Linked DNA regions of Homo sapiens: region 2 is linked to region 1. Evidence: read pairs that join two places in POLR2A ChIA-PET (ENCODE). Cell type or tissue: PC-3. All regions are shown on one strand. Links, peaks and the distances in the headings refer to the core of each region. The heading gives the core; the rest is flanking DNA. Region 1 has its middle 27 kb from the start of ROR1. Region 2 overlaps LOC105378771 (a long non-coding RNA gene).

Region 1 (2,911 bases), core at 286-2,785:
TGAGAAGCAGTATAGCATGGTAGTTACAAGTAAGGAGGCCCTGGGTTCAAATCCCAGCTCTGCCACGTATTAGCTGTTTACCTTAGACAAGTTACTTACAGTCTCTGTGATTTCATGTTCTTATCTGTGTAAACGGGACAGGTCACACTAGTACCTACCTTGTAAGACTGTTGTGAGGTGTAAATAAACAAATGCACTTAAGATGCTAAGGCCAGTGTCTGGCACACATAAGAAACCATTGTACATGTTAGCTGTTGAGATTGTCCTCTTGGATGACTCTCTTTCCTTCAGCAAATCCCTAGTCTGTAATTGCAAACAATTGTAAGACCACTTTGGAATATATTCCCACTGCCTTCAAACCCATGTCAAAGGAGACGGCCCTCATGATTGTCACCTCACTCACCTTTGACTTGAGATTTTGATCCCATCTGTTCTGATAAGTGTGCTATAATTGTCTCAACTAACTTTGCAGATTGGTGGTGCCAGGATTCCTCTCTGAAGCAAAACGCCAGTAGCAAGTGCTGAGCCAGCTCTGGGATGGACAGCAGGAGTTGGCAAGGCTAGCCAGAGTCAGCTGAGGCTTGCACCGCAGGGCCCTGTGGAGTCCAAGTTACAATTTAAAGATCTTGGACCTCCTGAAAGGCACAGAGAGGAGAATGCTCCCTGGCTGACAGTGGGACTCCTCCCCAAGACTCTTCCAAGAGAGAGCTGCCTGGAGGGTGACGTAAGGTATGGCATAGAGTTACAACAATTCCGAGCCCCTAAATCTTGTGTTCCGACCCCTCGGCTGAGCTCCACACACAGCTGGTCTTCTGGCTGTGCCTGCTTCCATCACTGATTCCTGCTTAAAGCACATGTTTTCTGCTCTGCAAGTGCACTCAGTGCATCTGGGAATGCACGAAAGCTCCTGCCTCCAGCCTCTCAAGATACTAAACACACCTTACAAACATGTGTCTTTCCATTGTCAAAGAATGCAGCATGGAATGTTTGGGACATATGGTTTAAAAGAAGCCTCAGTCAACAATACCAACTAAAAAACCACCTTACTGAGGTGGGGGCTCAATAAAGCATTTCTCCAGGCAGTCGCATGTAGGCCACACACTCATCTTCCACACTGGTTGAAAGCATCTAGAACCTGGTGCCACGGGCTCCTGAAGTCACCCAAGGCTAAGCAAAGCCATCTTCCTGAAACATTTATTTTATCTAAGGGAAGCAAAAATAAAAAGCTTCACCTTTACCTTAAGAATATAAAATATATTTAATATAAATGTGGCAATTAATATAACAAACTTCATAGTTCAAATGAAATTTTTAGATAAGACGCAAGATTTGGTAGTAAGTTTGCATCGGAGGTAGTAAGTTTGCTGCCATAAGGGGTGTTTCTACAGGAAAGCTTTAAACATGTTGGGCCTTACTCATGGTCTGAAGTGCAAGAGAGAAGGCGGCACCACAGAGCCGGAGTGCTGGGTGTGGGGTCCAGAGGCCTGCAGGTGGGCCTAGTCTCTGCCACCTCCTTACTGTGTGACCTCAGCACTCTTCTGGAAGGTCTAGCGGGAATGTTGGTCTAACAGAGATGTTAATCCTGGTCCCCTGTGCCTCCCAGGGCTGCTGTGAGAGTCAAATGAAACAATGCGTGTGAAAAGAGCCTTAGAAACGGCAGAGTGTTCCATAAATGTAAGTTCTTATGATTCAGCCTTGTTGTTTTTGGAAAGCCTCTTTCATTTTATAGATCGCATGTATTCTCCCCGCCTCCCATAGTCAGATCAAAAGTGTTTGCCTTTCCCTTCAGAGCGAGGAACCTCTGATCTGACACGAAGCAATGAAGTCACCAAGCTTCCTCTCACTCAGCTTTATGCCCCAGCCTTGGGAGAAGCATGCTCCCTGCCAGCCCACGCCACCTTGTTCTGAGGGGAAGTTAGTCACCACTGTCTGAATTTCATTATGCAGGTCTCCAGACAAGCAGAGGGGAAAAGTGCAAAGGAGCAGGTCAGCGTCTGAAATGTGAGAGGGTAGCAGTCTCTGAAGTGTATGGGAATGGGAGGAAACCTAATACTGCTCCCAAGGGGAGGGGGAGCATTGCATCATGTGGAAATAATTGCAGGCGGTCAGCACAGCTTGGGGTTTGGGGAGGCAGGATAGCCCACTGACCCACTTGCAAAAGGGTTTTGACACTTTTCTGTTGTAAAGGGTACTTGCATGGGGACACTAATACATCAGCCTGGGTGCCTGCAGGGACTAGAGATTAGAGCAGGTCCTAAGAGACTAGATTCTATGGGATTCTGCTTGCAGGTGGTTTGAACCCAAACTAGAATTCTGAAAGGAGCCCCAGAGTTGAGAACTGGAGAGGATGGGGCCCACGAATTAGTCAAAACTACCATTTATTGATGTATTATTTAATACATCCTAAGTACATACTTCAGTTGATCCTCACAATAACCCTATAGGTAGGAATTATCATCCCCATTTTATGTACAAAGAAACAGACTCAATGAGTTGAGCGACTTTTCTGAGAGCACACAGCTAGTAGGAGGCTGAGCCAGAGTGTGAATCCAAACCTGTGCAAATGCAGATTTCTTGATTGGAAACCCTTTGATACAACCGTCTTTAAGTAGAAAGAGGAGCCATGATGGGAATTGGGTGGAAAGCGAACCAAAGTGCAAACACAAAAGGAACAAAGGAGGAAGGTCTGGATTTCTGACATGTTGCTGACTTGCTCTGGGCTGGAGAAAACATGAGTATGGTTTCTTCTGTGTGTTTGTAATGTAAGCATTGGCCACCTTTCCCCAGTAGGTAACCAGTGGCCTTACTGCAGAGTTTCTGTGGGGCTGGGTGAGAGTGGGGCAGCCACTATTAGAAGGAAATGCAAAAGCCACAAGCATAAGAAAGAGGGCATGATAGAGGGGAGCAGACT
Region 2 (2,911 bases), core at 279-2,778, 68 kb after region 1:
AACATCAACTCACCTGGGCTTCACAAGTTCCCATGAGAAGGGCATGACACCCAAGCACCAAACATACTTAATTTGTTAGAGAATTAGCAACCTACTCAAGGTGAGAAAACACAGTCATCCATAATGAATAAGACAAAGTTTGAGTGGATGGTTTAATTGTCTCCTGAGATAATGAAGAAATAAGAAACATTTAGACAAAATGGGTAAAGCTGTTGTCTTATTCTATTTGTGTTGCTATAAAGGTATATCTGAGACTGGGTAATTTATTTTTTTTAAAGAGGTATATTTGGCTCTCAGTTCTGCAGGCTGTACAGGAAGCATGGTGTCAGCATTTGCTTCTGGTGAGGACTTCAGGCTGCTTCCACTCATGGTGGAAGATCAAGGATAGCCAGTGTGTGCAGAGATCACATGGTGAGAGGAGAAGCAAAAAGAGAAGGGAGGTGGCAGCCTCTTTTTTAGCAACCAGATTTCTCAGGAACTAACAGACTGAGAACTCACTCATCACCGTGAGAACAGCATCAGCCTGTCATGAGGGATCTGCCCCCATGACCCAAATACCTTCCATTAGGTCCCACTTCCAACACTGGGGACCGAATTTCATTGTGAGGCTTGGAGGGGTCATAGCAGCAAGACTTTAGGAAGAGTGCTGAGGGGTACAGAAGAAGGAAACCTGGATGGCGTCACAGATGTGAGTTCTCATGCTTGCTCTGCCACTAACCTTGATCATATCAAGGGTGTCCTTGGTACAATCCACTTTCTCTTTTTGATCCACTCTTGCCTCATCTTTGAAATGCAAATGCCCTCCCAGTTCTAGCCATCTATGATGATAAGGTGGCCCTGGAAGCTTCAGCCTTATGTGACAGGATTGGATGCTGGTAGAGAGGTTGAAAGCAGAGAATCTGCTGGGAGATCTGAAATGGGATGGGCCTGAAGGCGGGCAAGGGCAGTGGAAGTTGGAAGGACTCCTTATGCCCACAGGTGTCCATGTAGATGCTATAGGAAGGCACAGACAAAAAAGCAAGATTTGAGCTCTCTTCTTGAGGGGCTATCAGATCCCTTTGTTCTAGGCTGGGAAATAGGAGCATCTCTTCCTGGACACTGAACATCTTGTGGTTTCCCTGACTCACTGTCTTCTTAATTCCCAGTATTTAATAAGCTCCTCCCTCTGCCTGGAACTCTTTTTCCACTTCTCTTAACAGTTCTGGCGGTGCCAGGTAAAATCCAGGACACTCAGTTAAATTTAAATAATGGAATTATTTTTAGCATTATTTGGGACTTCCTTATGTTAAAAAAATTATTTGTTGTTTATCTGAAATTCAAGTATAACTGGGCATTCTGTATCTTTATTTGAAAAATTTGGCAACCCTATTTTATTTTATTTTATTTACTTTTAAATTTTATTTATTTATTTAATTTGAGACAGAGACTCACTTGCTCTGTTGCCCAGGGTGGAGTGCTGTGGTGCAATCTCGGCTCACTGCAACCTCCCTCTCCCGAGTTCAAGCCATTCTGCCTCAGCCTCCCGAGTAGCAGGGATTACAGGTGTGCACCACCATGCCTGGCTAATTTTTGTATTTTTAGTAGTGATGGGTTTTCGCCATGTTGGCCAGGCTGGTCTTGAACTCCTGGCCTCAAGCGACCCGTCCACCTCTTGCCTCCCAAAGTGCTGGGATTACAGGAGCGAGCCACTGTGCCTGGCCTGCAACTTTATTTTAAACTTGTCAACTCCTGCTTTTACCCTAGACCCTGCCAGGTATCACTGCCTCCATATCTTCCCTGACAGCCCTATTTCCCCTTCCCCAAGGCTGGATTAGATGCCCCTTTTCTGTGCTTCCACAGCCATCTGTATGCACCTCTTTCATTTAACTATAATTGTATTTTCTTTCCCTCACCAGACTGAGGCTCCTTAAGGGCAGAGACTATGTCCCGTTCACCACTGCATTCCCCAGCTGGTATATAAATATTTGATGAAGGGAGGAGGGAAGAAAGGCAGGCAGGCAGGCAGGCAGGCAGGCAGGCAGGCAGGCAGGCAGGCAGGCAGGCAGGCAGTTAATTTCTTTGAGAAAGGATTACCTAGAAAAAAGGGTAATCTTTGTCCAGTGAAAAAAGGGTAATCCACTGGCATCCTTGTCCAGTGACCAGCATGCCCTCCACATGATCCCAAATACAGCAGTGAACATACAGTAGCCATTCAAGAATTGCTTGTTACTTTATCCTGCCAGTTAAGATAATTAGAATGCCTAGGTCTCCATGTGAGACCATGAGTTAAAATTCTTTGCAACCAGGTCCAGGAGCAGGCCAGGTTTTGCTCTGGGGGCAAAACCAAAGAGAAGTGTCCTAAATCTCCTTAACAAGAGAGGCCTGAAGTGGTGTGTCAGCAGAGGGGGCCTCTGGAACTAAGAGAGTCAGAAAGTCAGGAAGAGAACAATGGAGGGGGGCTGCATATGAGTGCAGGGGAGCTGATCTGAATGGATACTGGAGACTACTCGCAATGGGGCATACAGGAGTTACTGGCACTACAAGAGCTAGATGAGTTGGAAGCATTAAAGGTACTACTTTATGACCAGAGTCAAGCCTTGTTCCCAGCAACACTGAAGCACCACGACACAGGGAAGGTCCATTCTTCACCTATGGTTTCTCTCTACTCCATTAGTGTTCTTGTCCTCCTCCTATCAGATCCCCTTTGTTCCCTGCTACAGCCCTGTTGTCAAGGAAGGAAACTGTCTGCTGCCCTCCTTCACATAAAGGGTAGGGCCTCGTGCAATCATTTGCCTGCTAGCTCTTAGATCCACTCGCCACCCTTCTCCTGCCCTATGCTGAGTCTCATGGGCTGTCTGGGCAAACACTTCTCAGGCTCCTTATCCACAGGATGCTGGCTGAGTTCAGCTAATCAGAGACACTGGAGGGACAT

What was found. Peaks named below come from ENCODE experiments on the same cell type or tissue, not always from the same donor. Only the 100,000 strongest peaks of a DNase experiment are listed, where the experiment ranks them.
Region 2: POLR2A ChIA-PET joins it to region 1 with 5 read pairs; 2 of 35 experiments call an interaction of 5 or more read pairs at or near these places.

What each region holds. Positions count from the first base shown.
Region 1 is chr1:63,745,392-63,748,302 of GRCh38, reverse strand. No RefSeq gene overlaps it. Among named protein-coding and RNA genes, the nearest start is that of ROR1, 27 kb to the left of the region's middle. RefSeq lists an enhancer at 1,731-2,025. In PC-3, for the core only: no CTCF peak of the experiment used is centred there; a DNase peak (open chromatin) is centred at 1,842; H3K4me3 peaks cover 355 bases; H3K27ac peaks cover 2,500 bases.
Region 2 is chr1:63,677,478-63,680,388 of GRCh38, reverse strand. The region is part of intron 1 of LOC105378771 (a long non-coding RNA gene); the gene reads right to left. Among named protein-coding and RNA genes, the nearest start is that of PGM1, 86 kb to the right of the region's middle. In PC-3, for the core only: no CTCF peak of the experiment used is centred there; no DNase peak of the experiment used is centred there.